Regions from separate parts of the Homo sapiens genome. Here region 2 is linked to region 1. Evidence: chromatin contacts called from ENCODE Hi-C or POLR2A ChIA-PET data. All regions are on one chromosome and are shown on one strand. Each heading gives the region's core, a stretch centred on a gene start or an enhancer-like site at or near the end of the contact. The rest is flanking DNA. Distances are from core to core; before and after follow the strand shown.

The links. Hi-C counts contacts between places; a loop is a spot of excess contacts on that map. ChIA-PET counts read pairs that join two places held with the same protein, here RNA polymerase II (POLR2A). Pooled maps may share reads with other maps.
Region 2: a loop to region 1 is called in a pooled map, with 5 times the contacts of the local background. The contact joins the promoter of BCLAF1 here to the enhancer-like site in region 1. A Hi-C loop is called at or near these places in 3 of 50 pooled maps. POLR2A ChIA-PET finds 5 or more read pairs at or near these places in 2 of 52 experiments (activated CD4-positive, alpha-beta T cell and activated naive CD4-positive, alpha-beta T cell).

Annotation. Positions count from the first base shown.
Region 1 is chr6:135,026,290-135,032,912 of GRCh38, forward strand. All of the region lies in intron 4 of HBS1L (HBS1 like translational GTPase), which reads right to left. Among named protein-coding and RNA genes, the nearest start is that of HBS1L, 25 kb to the right of the region's middle. RefSeq lists an enhancer at 4,075-4,134. Within about 2 kb of position 4,047, at least 3 of the 41 ENCODE cell types and tissues checked have a DNase peak (open chromatin) inside an H3K27ac peak, as active enhancers do.
Region 2 is chr6:136,287,098-136,293,720 of GRCh38, forward strand. It overlaps BCLAF1 (BCL2 associated transcription factor 1), which reads right to left and starts at 2,749. Exons shown (of 13, transcript NM_014739.3): 1 at 2,616-2,749. It overlaps LOC124901408 (a long non-coding RNA gene), which reads left to right and starts at 2,917. Exons shown (of 4, transcript XR_007059784.1): 1 at 2,917-3,060. RefSeq lists enhancers at 1,543-2,139, 1,665-1,784, 2,140-2,736, 2,155-2,274, 2,221-3,420 and 2 more.

The DNA of each region.
Region 1 (6,623 bases), core at 2,797-5,296:
TAAATTGTAAATGTTCACATCTCCATTTTTAACAGTGAGAGATCAATATACATTGTTTAAAGTTGGTGAATTTAAAAAGTTAAAGTATGTTATTACATGATAAAAATAAACTATAAAATTTCCAAGTTATCAAAGAACACACAAAGATAAAAACAAACACAAATCGTATCAAAATATGTAAATATAAAAGACAACAACTTTTTTTAAAATGACAGACATTATTATCTGGTCTATTAATAACATAAATGAGAAAAACCCATCTATTAAAACAAAGACTCTCTATCCAAACCCAAGTATATACAAGTACAGGAGATACAACTAAACCAAAGTCACTCAAAACACTAAAAGCAAAAGAAGGGATGAATAAAACTTAGAGAAAGCAGCAATCATGATATTAATGCTAAACTGAATTTAAGGCAAAAATTGAAAAACTAGTAAAAACGGAAATTTAATGAAAAATTCAAATGCACAGAAAGTTCATGTATCTTTATATATCAAATTTTACAGGGTAAACTCTCCAGGCAATATGAAATAAAAATGCAAGAGTGTTATATATTAACTTACCACACTCAGCCTATTGCCAATCCAAAAAAAAAAACAGATTATAAGAATAATGAACAGGCCGGGTGGGGTGGCTCAGGCCTGTAATCCTAGCACTTTGGGAGGCCGAGACGGGTAGACCACTTGAGCCCAGGAGTTCGAGACCAGCATAGGTAAAGTGGCAAGATCCCATCTCTACTAAAAATAAAAAAATTAGCCAGATGTGATTGCAGGCACCTGTAATCCCAGATATTCGGGAGACTGAGGCCGGAGAACAGCTTGAACCCAGGAGGCGGAGGTTGCAGTGAGCCGAGATTGCGCCACTGCACTCCAGCCTGGGTGACAGAGACTCTATCTCAAAAAAAAAAAAAAAAAAAAAAAAAAAAAGAAAAGAAAAAATAGCTAACAGAAAAGTATTGTATTTTGTATTCTGCAAACAGAACAGTATTGTTGACAAATGCCTATGAAACTACAGAGAACTACACTGGGCCACAAACTCAATAAACAGAGTACAGATCACACACTCTGATAAACAGTATAATAAAACCAGTAATCATAACAAAAATAACAAAACTCCCCAGCAACCAAAATTCTAAAACTCTCTTGGACTCTTGGCTTAAAAACGAAATGAAAATTAAAATTGTGGATTATCCAGAAAATAACAGTAATTCTAAAAGAACCCATCAGCCACTGCAAATGTAGTATTCATAGGAAAGTAAGATATAATTAAATAAGAAGAAAGTGGGAATGATGAATATCAACTTTAAAATATTAGGAAGGAACAAGCAAAGGATGAGGCTAGATTCCAATCTAACAGTTTATTTAAATAGAGATCTGAAATTTACATGGCAAAATGTTAGCTTATTAAAACCAAGTGCTAGTTCCATGAGTGTTTATTATATTATTTTCTGCATTTTTCTGTTAGAAATTCCATAAATAAAAACTCATTTTTTTTTTTGAGACAGTCTCACTCTGTCGCCCGGGCTGGAGTGCATTAGCACAATCTTGGCTCACTGCAACCTGTCCCCACACTCAAGCAATCTTCCCACCTCAGCCTCCCAAGTAGCTGGGATCAAAGATGCGTGCCACCACACTCGACTAATTTTTTTGTATTTTTGGTAGAGATGGGGTTTCACTATGTTGCCCAGGCTGGTCTTGAACTCCTGAGCTCAAGCAATCCACCTGCCTCAGCCTCCTAAGCGCTGGGAATACAGGCATGAGCCACCGCGCCTGGCCATAAAAACTTTTAAGATGAATTAAAAATGCATGTATGTTAAATATTCTACTCAGAAGGGTAGGAAATGAAAAGCAAAAAACATAAGGAAAATACATTAAGTCATACCCAAACTTACAAAGTAATGAATTAAACCAGGAGAACTAATTACAGATCTTGGAACCAAAATTTAGGGAAGAAAAAAACAAATTGCAAGGTAATAAAAAAAAAAAAAATGCTGGGCAGAGAGAAAGGGGAGACTAGAGGAGAGAAAACCATACTGAAAATGAGAATAGAGAAGTAACTACAGACACAGAAAAATCTAAAAGAATAAGACAATGTTTGGTACAATGCACAACAAATACATTTGTCACCTTGGATGAAATGGACGTTTTTCTAAGAAAATTAAAACTTTCAAATTTGACCCCAGAATCTTCAAAAAGATAAATCCTATCATAAAACAAATCATTTCAATGCTACTGAATTATTTGAAGATGAAATCATTCTAAATTTTTTGTAAAACCATCACAAGAAAAACCAAAATCCAAAGAGCATACACATACACACGAATGCAAGTAATTTTATGAATAGATGAAACCATCTTAAATGTTAGCAAATAAAATCCATCACATTAAAAGAATAATCCACCATGACCAACTGGAGACGGTTCTTCATCATAAGACTAGAACAATACTAGAAAATCTACTAAGATAATAATAATGTCTAATGTTATCTAAAGCCTTTGGCATCTCTGGAGACAGTATTTTTTTCCTTCAAAAATCTCTTGCTAGCAGTAAATACAACAACAAAAATTATAGCTGGATCTTCTTCTTTTTTTAGTAACAAGACAAGCTGTTTCTAAAGCTCATATGGGAAAAAGAGGCATGTGAGATAACTCAGAAAAACTATAAAAAGGAGTGAAAAAAATAAGACAGCCTACCAAAAAATAGGTACTAAAAAGCTATAGTAATTTAAAAAGGTACTACAATAAATCCATCTTTCCATAGAGAAAAGATGGTGGAGAAATGGGATTCCTATGTTAGCCCTTAATAGCAGCTAAATCAAAGATACAAATGTAAAATAATGAATCTGACACAGATATGAGAAAAAATAATATTTTTTCAAAAATTATCTTGTAGTGGAGCATAACTTTCCAAAACCCTTAAGAAAAAAAGCTAATAAATCTGAATATATACAAATTCAAAATCTATCTTCTAACAAATGACCTGACACACTAGAAATCAGAAAGTGTTTTCCATGCATATAACAATTTTATGACTAATTTCCTTAGTATATAAATATGCATATGTGGATCCACACATATACATACACATACACACACACATACACAGACACATACACCTTAAAAAATCATGAAATGAGAGATAAACCAGCAGAAAAATGGGCAGATTAAGAATAGACAGGAAGAAAAATATAGCTTTATATATAAGAAATATAAATAAATGAAAAAACATTTTCCAATTATCAGGTTGGTATAATAACAAAAGAAATAATACCCCTATCTATAAGAATTTGGGCAGAAATGCTCATAAACTAGTGGGAGGGAAATCAATTTCTATTAAGGGCAATTAGGCAATATCTATCCAAAACTTTCAAGTATATAAACTCAATTTCTAGAAATGTAGGATGCTCATTTATTATTAGCAATAACAACTGGAACACTTAAAATGTTCATCAATAGAGGCTGTTTAAATAAATTATGGTACAATCATATTACAGAATTCTAGGTAGCTGTTAAGAAAGAATGACATTGATCTGTATATGGCAGCAAAGTTCTGCAAAATGCTTTATTAAGTGATACATATATAAGTGTTACAGTATATTCTCCATTTGTATAAAAATGTATACGTACATTCACATATGTGTAACATGCTAGGGAAACCTTTGGAAGAATAAAGAAGAAACAGTGTATTTACAGTGGCTTCCTCTAAGGAACAAGATTGTGGGACCATATTAGGAGACAGACTCAATTTTTACTTAAAAGCCTTGCCTACGTTTATGTGCCAGACATATTCTGAGTTGGGAATACAGCAATGAATACACAAAATTCCTGTATTTGTAGAACTTACATGGAAGAGGGGTGGAGGGAGAGCAGAGAGAAAACATAACAAAAACAAGTGTATATACAACAAACACAGAGGATACAAGTGCTGTGAAGAATAAAGCACAGTTACAACAGAAAGTCTATGTATGTGTGGGAGAGGAATTATGACTTCACATGGGGTGGTAATAAAGGGAGAACGGTGAACTATGGGTGCATATGAAAGTTCCCCTACCCCATGATTGAGAGTAAAGTGATATCGAAACTGCAATTCAAACAGTGATTAGCCAGGAGGGAAGGGGGAGAGAAAAAAGGCAAGCACTATAGAAGGAGAGGAAACTCAGGTAGGTGTTCTTGGGTAGGTCTGGGTAAACAGGTACAAAACAGAAATGAGTTCATAAAAGGGCTCAGGAAATAAAAGGATTTAGATAGGGAGACAGAAAATTAGATCTTTAGTTTAGAAAACTTATTCTGGCCGAAATAAACTGAAAAGTCAAGAAACCAGTTAGATGTTTAGGTAATTCTGCTAAAAGCTAATGGCCTTTAAGAGGAAAAGTAACAGTAAATAAAATAATGAAAACAAAAGTAACAATAAAGATGTAACAATAAAGAGGAAAAGTAACAATAAAGAAGAAAATAATAAAGAGGAAAAATAACAATAAAGAGTAGTGGGCCAAAAAATGTACAGTTGATTCTCATTATTCACAGGTTCTACATTTGTGAATTCACCTAATCACAATTTACTTGTAATCCCAAAATCACTACTCACTTTTGCAATCACTTGTGGACATGTGCAGAGCAGCGAAAAATTTGAGTCATCCAACATGCAATTTCACAGAAGGTGACGTCGGCCTTTTTGATACAGCTCTCATACTGTAAACAAATGTCCTTTTCATGGTCTACTTAGTGTCGCATTTTTTCCAGTTTTGTACTTTTTGTTGGTAATTTTGTACTTTTTGTTGGTAATTTTTAAAATGGCCTGTAAGTGTAGTGCTTAGTATTCTAAACACAAGAAGGCTAGGATGTGCCTAACAAATAAAAGATATTAGATAAGGCATGACTTCCAGTGCTGTGGGCCATGAGTTCGGTGTTAATGAATCCATGCTATACACATCCATTAAATAAGGTGTCTTTAAATAGAGACACATATAAAACAATGTTATGTATTCACTGATTGATGAAAATGTTATGAGAGGCTCACAGGAACCTACCTCTGTATTTCTTGTAGGAGCAATGGTTCAGTATTCATTAATTCAGTGTTCGTAGTGACTATAAAACATAACTACTGCAAATAACAAGAGTCGACTATATATGTATGCATATTATGTGCACACACACATACATTTACTTATTTATAAGGTGGGAATAACAGGAATGGTAATCAATTATGAGTAGCAGGTGAAGAGAGATGAACCAAGGATGATACTAGATTCCTGATTTTGGTTAACTAGATGGTGACAGTAATAACAAAGACGGGAAACAGAAGAGAAGGTGGCACCTTGGATGAGGAAGACAAAGGTGTCAGCTTTGAAGGGTATAATATGCCACACTGCAATAAAGATAATCATGTGCTGAAGTGTGCATATATCCTCCTCCCCTTTGACGTAAGAATCATATCTTTGTTCATCTTGGGTTATATCCTGCAACTAAACTGCTTTCCTTCACTCATCCAATATAAATTAGGCATGTCAATGTCGGAAATAAATACGCATTTTATCAGTTTTGTTTTTTCTTTTTTTTTTTTTTGAGATGGGGTCTCACCACACTGCCCAGGCTGAACCTGAACTCCTGGACTCAAGTGATAATCCCCCTGCCTCAGCCTCCCAAACAGCTCAGACTACAGGTACATGCCACCATACCCAGCTTATCATTTCCTTTGCCTTGCACTGTCATCTCTGCAATTACATCACCAATATTCATCACAACCTATACTTAAAGAGTGTTTCTATGTGAGTCCTAAAAAGTAAAAGAATATATAAAATTTTACCCCATGGAAGGCAAGAATTCTAAATGCTAAATACCTTAAAATAAAATTTTCACAACCAGGTAGTTTGTTTTTTAATTTGTTTATAGAAATAAAACAGTACTTTCAGCATAAATGAGTAAAAGACCATTCAGAAATATCAAGTTTATATAGAAAATCCTAATGGATAGATTGTATGTTTTTACATTTGATTTAGGAAAATCTCAGAATTTTAATTTCTTTCAATGTAGCTTTTACAAAATATATATATTCAAAATGTGACAAATTTTTTACAATCTAAAAATTAAAATTGTATAACTGCATAAGCTGAGCTTTATGTCATTATAAATATATAGGTAAAGGAAAACTAGTATAGAAATTCATATTAATCCCTCCCTGTCTAGTCCACATTTATATATAATCTGTTTATATATAAAACAATTTCTAAACTATTATAAAACTGACTTTATAACCAAATATATACCTGCATGAACACAAAAAACATGTTGATACACAGTACTTTCTCAACATACAATGTATACTTGTTTATTTGCAATGGTCCACATACAGATTCAGGGTCAATTTAAAAAGGTAAATAATCATATGAGAACTCATTATTCTTCTCTATAACCGTATTTTATCTTCAGTGGTTCCTTTTACTTACAAAAAATGAGCACCTTATTAGTTTTATCCCTGGTATGACAATTAGTTACATGACCTCCCACTGAGTACTAAAAACTAAATATAAAACACTGACTATAGTTATTAATACATATGAGAAGAAAAAGAGTAAAAGACAAGTTTAAGAAAGACAGATTCAAAGCTAAAAGGAGAAAAAGAGGTTA
Region 2 (6,623 bases), core at 1,499-3,998, 1.3 Mb after region 1:
CCACTGCACACCAGCCTTGGCGACAGAGCAAGACTGTGTCTCAAGAAAAAAAAAAAAAATTAGCAGGACATGGTGGCGGGCCGGCGCCTGTAGTCCCAGCTACTTGGGAGGCTGAGATACGAGAATCGCTTGAACCAGGGAAGCGGAGGTTGCAGTGAGCCGAGATGGCGCCACTGCACTCCAGCCCGGGCTACAGAGCGAGTCTCTGTCTCAAAAAAATAAATAAATAAAATTAAAGTGTTTGAAAACTCTAAAATATTACACAAATATAATCTAGTATTATCTTCGTGTTAGTATATTCGTTGGTTTTCAGCCTTAGGGACAGTCAGATAAAATATTAAATGCTATGACTGAGGTAACACTTATTACCTGAGTATAAACAATTAACAAATTCATATCAAACAAGTACCCAGAGATTTTAGCTTCTTAATTCCCTCTTCTACTTATTTGGTAAATAACAAATCACTGTAAATTACACAGCTGAATTCAGCTAGTGTGCAACTACTGATTTCCAACGTAGTTTCCAGAAACTCCCAAACTAAGTCCTATGTAGAACTGATAAAACTTTTCTCCATTTCTAAGTCTTCTCATCACATAGTTAACCTCGTACAGCTTGCTGCCCACAAAAGTTGTTTAATAAATTCAACCGAGGCCAGGCGCAGGGGCTCATCCCTGTAATCCCAGCACTTTGGGTGGGCCAGGCGAGTGGATCACCTGAGGTCAGGAGTTCGAGACCAATATTGTGAAACTCCGTCTCTACTAAAAATACAAAAATTAGCCCGGTGTGGTGGCGGGCGCCTGTAGTCCCAGCTACTCGGGAGGCTGAGGCAGGAGAATCGCTTGGACCCGGAGACGGAGGCTGCAGTGAGCCGAGACTGGGCCACTGCACTCCTGCCTAGGCGACAGAGCGACATTCCGTCTCAAGAATCAGTCAATCAACCAGACCTGAGCCTACCAGTGAGTAGTACTTTTTACACGTCTGTCTTCAAGTCTTATACTACCACTGTTCCTCAAAGTCAAGAAGGGCTCTGGCTAAACAGCTTCCTTTGCCACCATTTTAATTATCTGAATTAAACAAGATATTTCAGTATTCACCACAATGTACTGGTTGAAACATGAAATCACTAAGAGAAGGTGCTCCAAGGTTGTTTACCATGAGCTACCTTTTTTAAGTGACAAGGTCTCGCTCTGTTGCCCCCGCTGGAGTGCAGTGGGACGAGCACAGCTCACAGCAGCCTCAAACTCCCGCCGAGGGGCCACTTTTTCCCTCCCATCAAATTACCTATCCTGAATTGGTCATGATCAAACAAAAATACAAAAGCCTTGTAGCAGTTTTTCCTACGTAAAGGTTATTTACTGCCTGAACAGTATCCTAACCATTCCAACTAAAGTCGAACTGAAATGAGAATTCACAAGAGGAACAAGAAATTTTGTTTTGCTTTGTAACACCAAAAAATTTAAAAGAGGCTGTTGCAGTGAGGTACAAGTCTGAAGTAGCTCATCTTTTTCGTCAGTGTTAGCCACACTTGCTTTCAACTTCAGTCTTAATTTGTTTCCAGTTCTAAAATGCTTTTTAAAAAAGTCTGAGGTAGCAAAGTAGCTGCTGGTACTTCAGCTTGATTCTGAAGAAATAAATCTTAAAAGCGAATCAAGCCAACTCATGAATTTAAAATGAAGGCAAAGTCCAATTCGCCACTCCCACCCATTTCTCACACCAGCTGTCCACCAATCGTGGCTGCAACATTTCTGACACGACTAAATGGGCTGAATCACTTGAAAAGACTCGGCTTCGCTAGTACTCATGAAGAACCGCACTTTCAGCCGGATGGGGCAGGGCCACGCTCAGAACCACCAGCTAAGACCCAATCCTCTCGCTAGGGAACCGTAACTAGGCAACCAGCACCAGTCAACAGCGCGCGCTCGCTTCAAAACAGCAGGTTGCCGCGGGTACCGAAATTAACTCCAGAGAACCAGGGTCAGCAGCGAGAGGCAGAACAGAGCACTAAAACCTAGTAGCATCACAAAAACGAGGCATTAACTGACGGGTGGTCTGAAGCCGGAGGGCAGTTTTAAAGACCACGCGAAAAGGGGTAGACCTACTCAACGCACTTTGCTGCGGGTCACAGTTATTTTCTCAAAACCCCACAGGCCACGAAGAAAGGTGGCAGTCCCAGCCAATGAGAGGCGGACACAAGTTGCACCTCCAGCGGCCGTCGGCGCCATAGGCGGGGGAGAGAAAAATGAACGAGCGCGCGTGCGCGGAGCGTTCAGTCGGGCGCGCGCAGAGGTACGGGCTGAAGAAATGGGGGAAGGGTGGAAGAGGAAGATATGCGCACGCGCACGGGAGGCCGCGCGGGCTGTGGGTCTCCAGGCAGGTTCGCAAACACGCGCGCGCCCGCCGTTAGCACTGCTCAGCGCCCCCGCCCGGCCTTTTCGGCCCGTAGTGCCTCGAAAACCTGAGAGAAGCTAACGAAAAAACGCATAAATAACGGCGCAACGTCTCCTTGGTTCTCCTTTCGCCGCCAACCCGACACCACCCACAAAAGAGTCAAAAATATGGCCTGTCCTCGGTCTTCACTGCCCCTGGAGTAACTTGAATACATTGCGAGGCCTACCTGACACGCCGAATCGCGGTTCCGGGAATTTATCTCCGTTGCAACCACACAGCGGCCATTTCCCGACTCAAGAACGCGAGGAAAACCATAGAGCTACCTTCGACGCGCTAGCACGTCTCCGTCACTTCCGATCTGGGGCGTGGCCTCGGGTGCCGCTAAATATGCGGGCAAGCCCCGCCCACCCTTCCGCTCCGGTCCGGCTTCCTGGCTGCTATTAAGATGTTGCCTGCGGCCTTCTGGGAAGTCGCGTGGCTGGTCTCGCGGGAAGATGTGACGGCTCCGCCCTCTGGCCCGTAGCGTCAGCCTTGGCCGGAGAGGCGGTAGAGTAGGGTGGGTGTTTTGTCAGGCCTGAGTTAGCTTCGCCATACGGCGCTTTTCGCTGGTGTCTCTGCCTCGTTCTGAGTAGACCCCCTAGACCTCACCGCCGCCCCTGCGTTTTACCTCAGTAAGCTCGTCTGGTCTGTTCTTTCTGTGGGGCCGGCTCAGACCAGGCAAAAAACAAAAAGACAATCCCACACTGAGGAAAAGACCAGGAGGCAAGACGTGGCTGTAATTGCAGACACGCTGCTCCCTCAGCCAGCAAGCGCCACTTTTCCTCTTGGACGCCTAACTGGAGATTAGAAAATGTGGCTTTTGGTTTGCTATTAAATTCGGCAGACGCACTTAGTTGAAAAATGGCCACGATCTAAATCCCTTTCGTGGCGTCTGATCAAATCGGAGCTCAAGCCGCAGCAGCCGGAAACCTCTTAGGCTGCTCGTGCCAAAGAAGGCCGCCCTTCTGGCGGCGTGATGACAGCTTTACCACATCGGCAACGTTGGCATAGGCATGAAAAAATAAAGAGCACGAAGCAGTTGAGCTTTCAGCCTGTGACGATGATTTGTGGCAGCCGAGGAACACAGCCCAACGTAGCTTGGTTGTCCAGAATTATAAGTCAGATTATAAATAGGCAAGCCACATTCGATTTGAATAGAATTTAAATAACAGCCGTAGCACATTTTGCATTAATACTTCTCCGGGCTGCACTTTCTTAGGGCCTAAAACCGCTATTGCTTTGATGTTTAGAGATGTTAACTACCTTGATGGATTTCAGACTTGTAATTAGCAACCAGGGTGTCAGTGAGTGAATCGAAACTAGGATTGGGCCCTGGTTGTGAATTTAACACTGTGCTTAGAGCATTCTTTCTTCACAGTCCAGTTTACCAGCTGAACTAGAAAAACGACAACATTTTCATGGAGTGAATCGTAGGTTTTTTATTGTACAGTCTGTCCCTCACCCCATTACCACCTCAGGATGTGGACACAGAAATCCTTGGCCTTTTTGTTGTGCCCTGATGTCCCAAGCATTCGCAGGTTCTCAGAAATATTTGTTGAGTGAATGAACTATATTTAAAAAAAAAACAACTAAGGGCTCAATACACGTCTGCTATTCTGCATGTATTGGGAGTCGGGGCGCTCCCAATACATGCTGTTATTCATTTATTCAAAATACCCCAAATTGCAGGCTAGGATATTATCTTCGACCTCCCTCTGCAATTCTATTGCACATGTGTTGAAAATGAAGTATCTATTTGAGGCAATATAACTGATTATGATTTTATTTACATAACATGAGGTAGTAACAAAGGAGATCCTTTGGAACAAAGCCTTTAGTAAGTGGAAGTTATACAGACTTCCCTTGAAATAGATCCATTTGATACGTGATGCTTTCCCAATCTACAAAGTAGGAGGTTCTTGAATTTAGATGTTTTATGCACATTCTTATTTTCAAAACCTGAAATTCCACCATTACAGATTCATTCTTTGTAATAAATTTTTTTCCTATTAAAATACAAACGCCGAAAAGAGCAGAGGAAAAAAGAGCCCATTTAACAAATGAGCATTGCAGAAAAATAGAACATTATCTCAAGAAGAAATACAAGTTGTAAACAAATGACCAAACTGCTAAAAAGGTACAAAGAGAATGCTGAGATAAATTAGTAAGCTGATTTTAATTTTAAAAAAAAAAAAAAAACAGAGTCTCGCTCTGTCGCCCAGGCTGGAGTGCAGTGGCGCGATCTCGGCTCACTGTAACCTCCGCACCCCCAGGTTCAAGCAAGTCTCCTGCCTCAGCCTCCCAGGTAGCTGGGGTTACAGGCTCCCGCCACCAAGCCTAGCTAATGTTTGTATTTTCAATAGAGACAGTGTTTCACCATGTTGGCCAGGCTCGTCCCAAAGTCCCGGCCTCAAGTGATGCGCCCGCCTCAGCCTCCCAAAGTGTTGGGATTACAGGCGTGAGCCACCGCGCCCGGCAAGGTAATTTTAATTTATGGTCATGGAGAAGTTATTGTTAATACGATTATAAAACTCTTTCTTGAAAGATATTGCTTCTGTTTTGGTTTGATTTTAATTTAAGATAATTGAAAAAGAGAAATGGGCCAGACGCTGTGGCTCACGCCTGTAGTCCCAGCACTTTGGGAAGCCGACACGGGCGGATCACTTGAGGTCTGGAGTTCGAGACCTGCCTGGCCAATATGGTGAAACTCCGTCTCTTCTAAAAATACAAAAATTAGCCGGGCTTGGTGGTGGGCACTTGTAGTCCCAGCTACTTAGGAGGCTGAGGCAGGAGAATCGCTTGGACCCGGCAGGTGGCGGTTGCAGTAAGCCGAGATCACACCACTGCACTCCAGCCTAGGCGACGGATCAAGACTGTATTTCAAAAAGAAAGAAAGAAAGAAAGAAAATGAAAAAAGAAATGGAGACAAGAAAAGGAAAAAGAGAAATGGAGAAGAATGGATATGTGAAAAGGACAAAGATAAGAAGATAGGAATGAGGATGGGGTTGGAAGTCTAGCAGGAAGGCAAGCTCCAAGACCTGACTGGTTTTGCTTGGTTTGTTTTGTTTATCTTTTTAGATGGAACATCTGAACTATTTCCGTATTTGGGGAAATTGAAGCTGAAGTGGTATTTGGAGTCTCACTCTTCCCACTCCCTGAAAATACTGGCATTGGGAACCCAACAGTAGTAGTGGGAAGCAGGCAGCAGAGGAAACGTGACCAACAGAGATTCCCTAACTAGAGTGCTGATGGGGCCGGACTTTGGCTGTAGTTCCTGCTGCATGGCCTCCATTTGTGCATATCCCTCTACAGGCTTTGTGCTAATTTCTTTTTTTAATTTTAAGTGATAAAATGTTCATTGATTCTTTGAGCTAGCTGGTATCCTTCCAGTAAATTTCTTTTCCTGATGAGTTAATCAGAATTGGTTTCTTTTGTTTGCTAAGAACCCTGAACTCCATGTCACAGTTTTGAGTAGAAGCAGGTCCTATTTATGAGGTCAGTTTTCCAAATGATCTGGCATTTTTTTAGATCTGTACCAGTGAAATAAATGGTTCCCCTTGTCTAGACTATTTCATTCCTACTGGTGAACAAATTGACTAGGATATTTTCCTTATTTTTCTATCCCCTTTTACATACTAAGAATGTAGAGTTATTTATTTTATTTAAAATATTTTAATTTTATTTTTTCAATTTTAATTATTTTGGTTTAAAATTACCAAAATTATTTAAGAATTATGTATTTACAGTGTTGTTCCTTAATATTCATCTCACCATTTTGAAAAAAAATTGAAATATCAAAATGAGCCAGGTATGGTGGCTCACACCTATAATCCCAGCACTTTGGGAGGCTGAGGTAGGAGGATCACTTGAGCCAAGAATTTGAGACCAACCTAGGCAATATGTGAGACCTTGTCTGTTCGAAAAATTTAAATATTTGGATTTTTTTGTTGTTGTTTTTTGGTTTTGGGTTTTTTTCTTTTTGAGACGGAGCCTTGCTCTGTTGCCCAGGCTGGAGTGCAGTGGCGGGATCTCGGCTCACTACAATCTCCGCCTCCCAGGTTCAAGCAGTTCTCTGCCTCAGCCTCCCAAGTAGCTGGGGTTACAGGCGTGCACCACCATGCCCAGCTAATTTTTGTATTTTTAGTAGAGACAGGGTTTTACCATCTTGGCCAGGCTGGTCTTGAACTCCTGACCT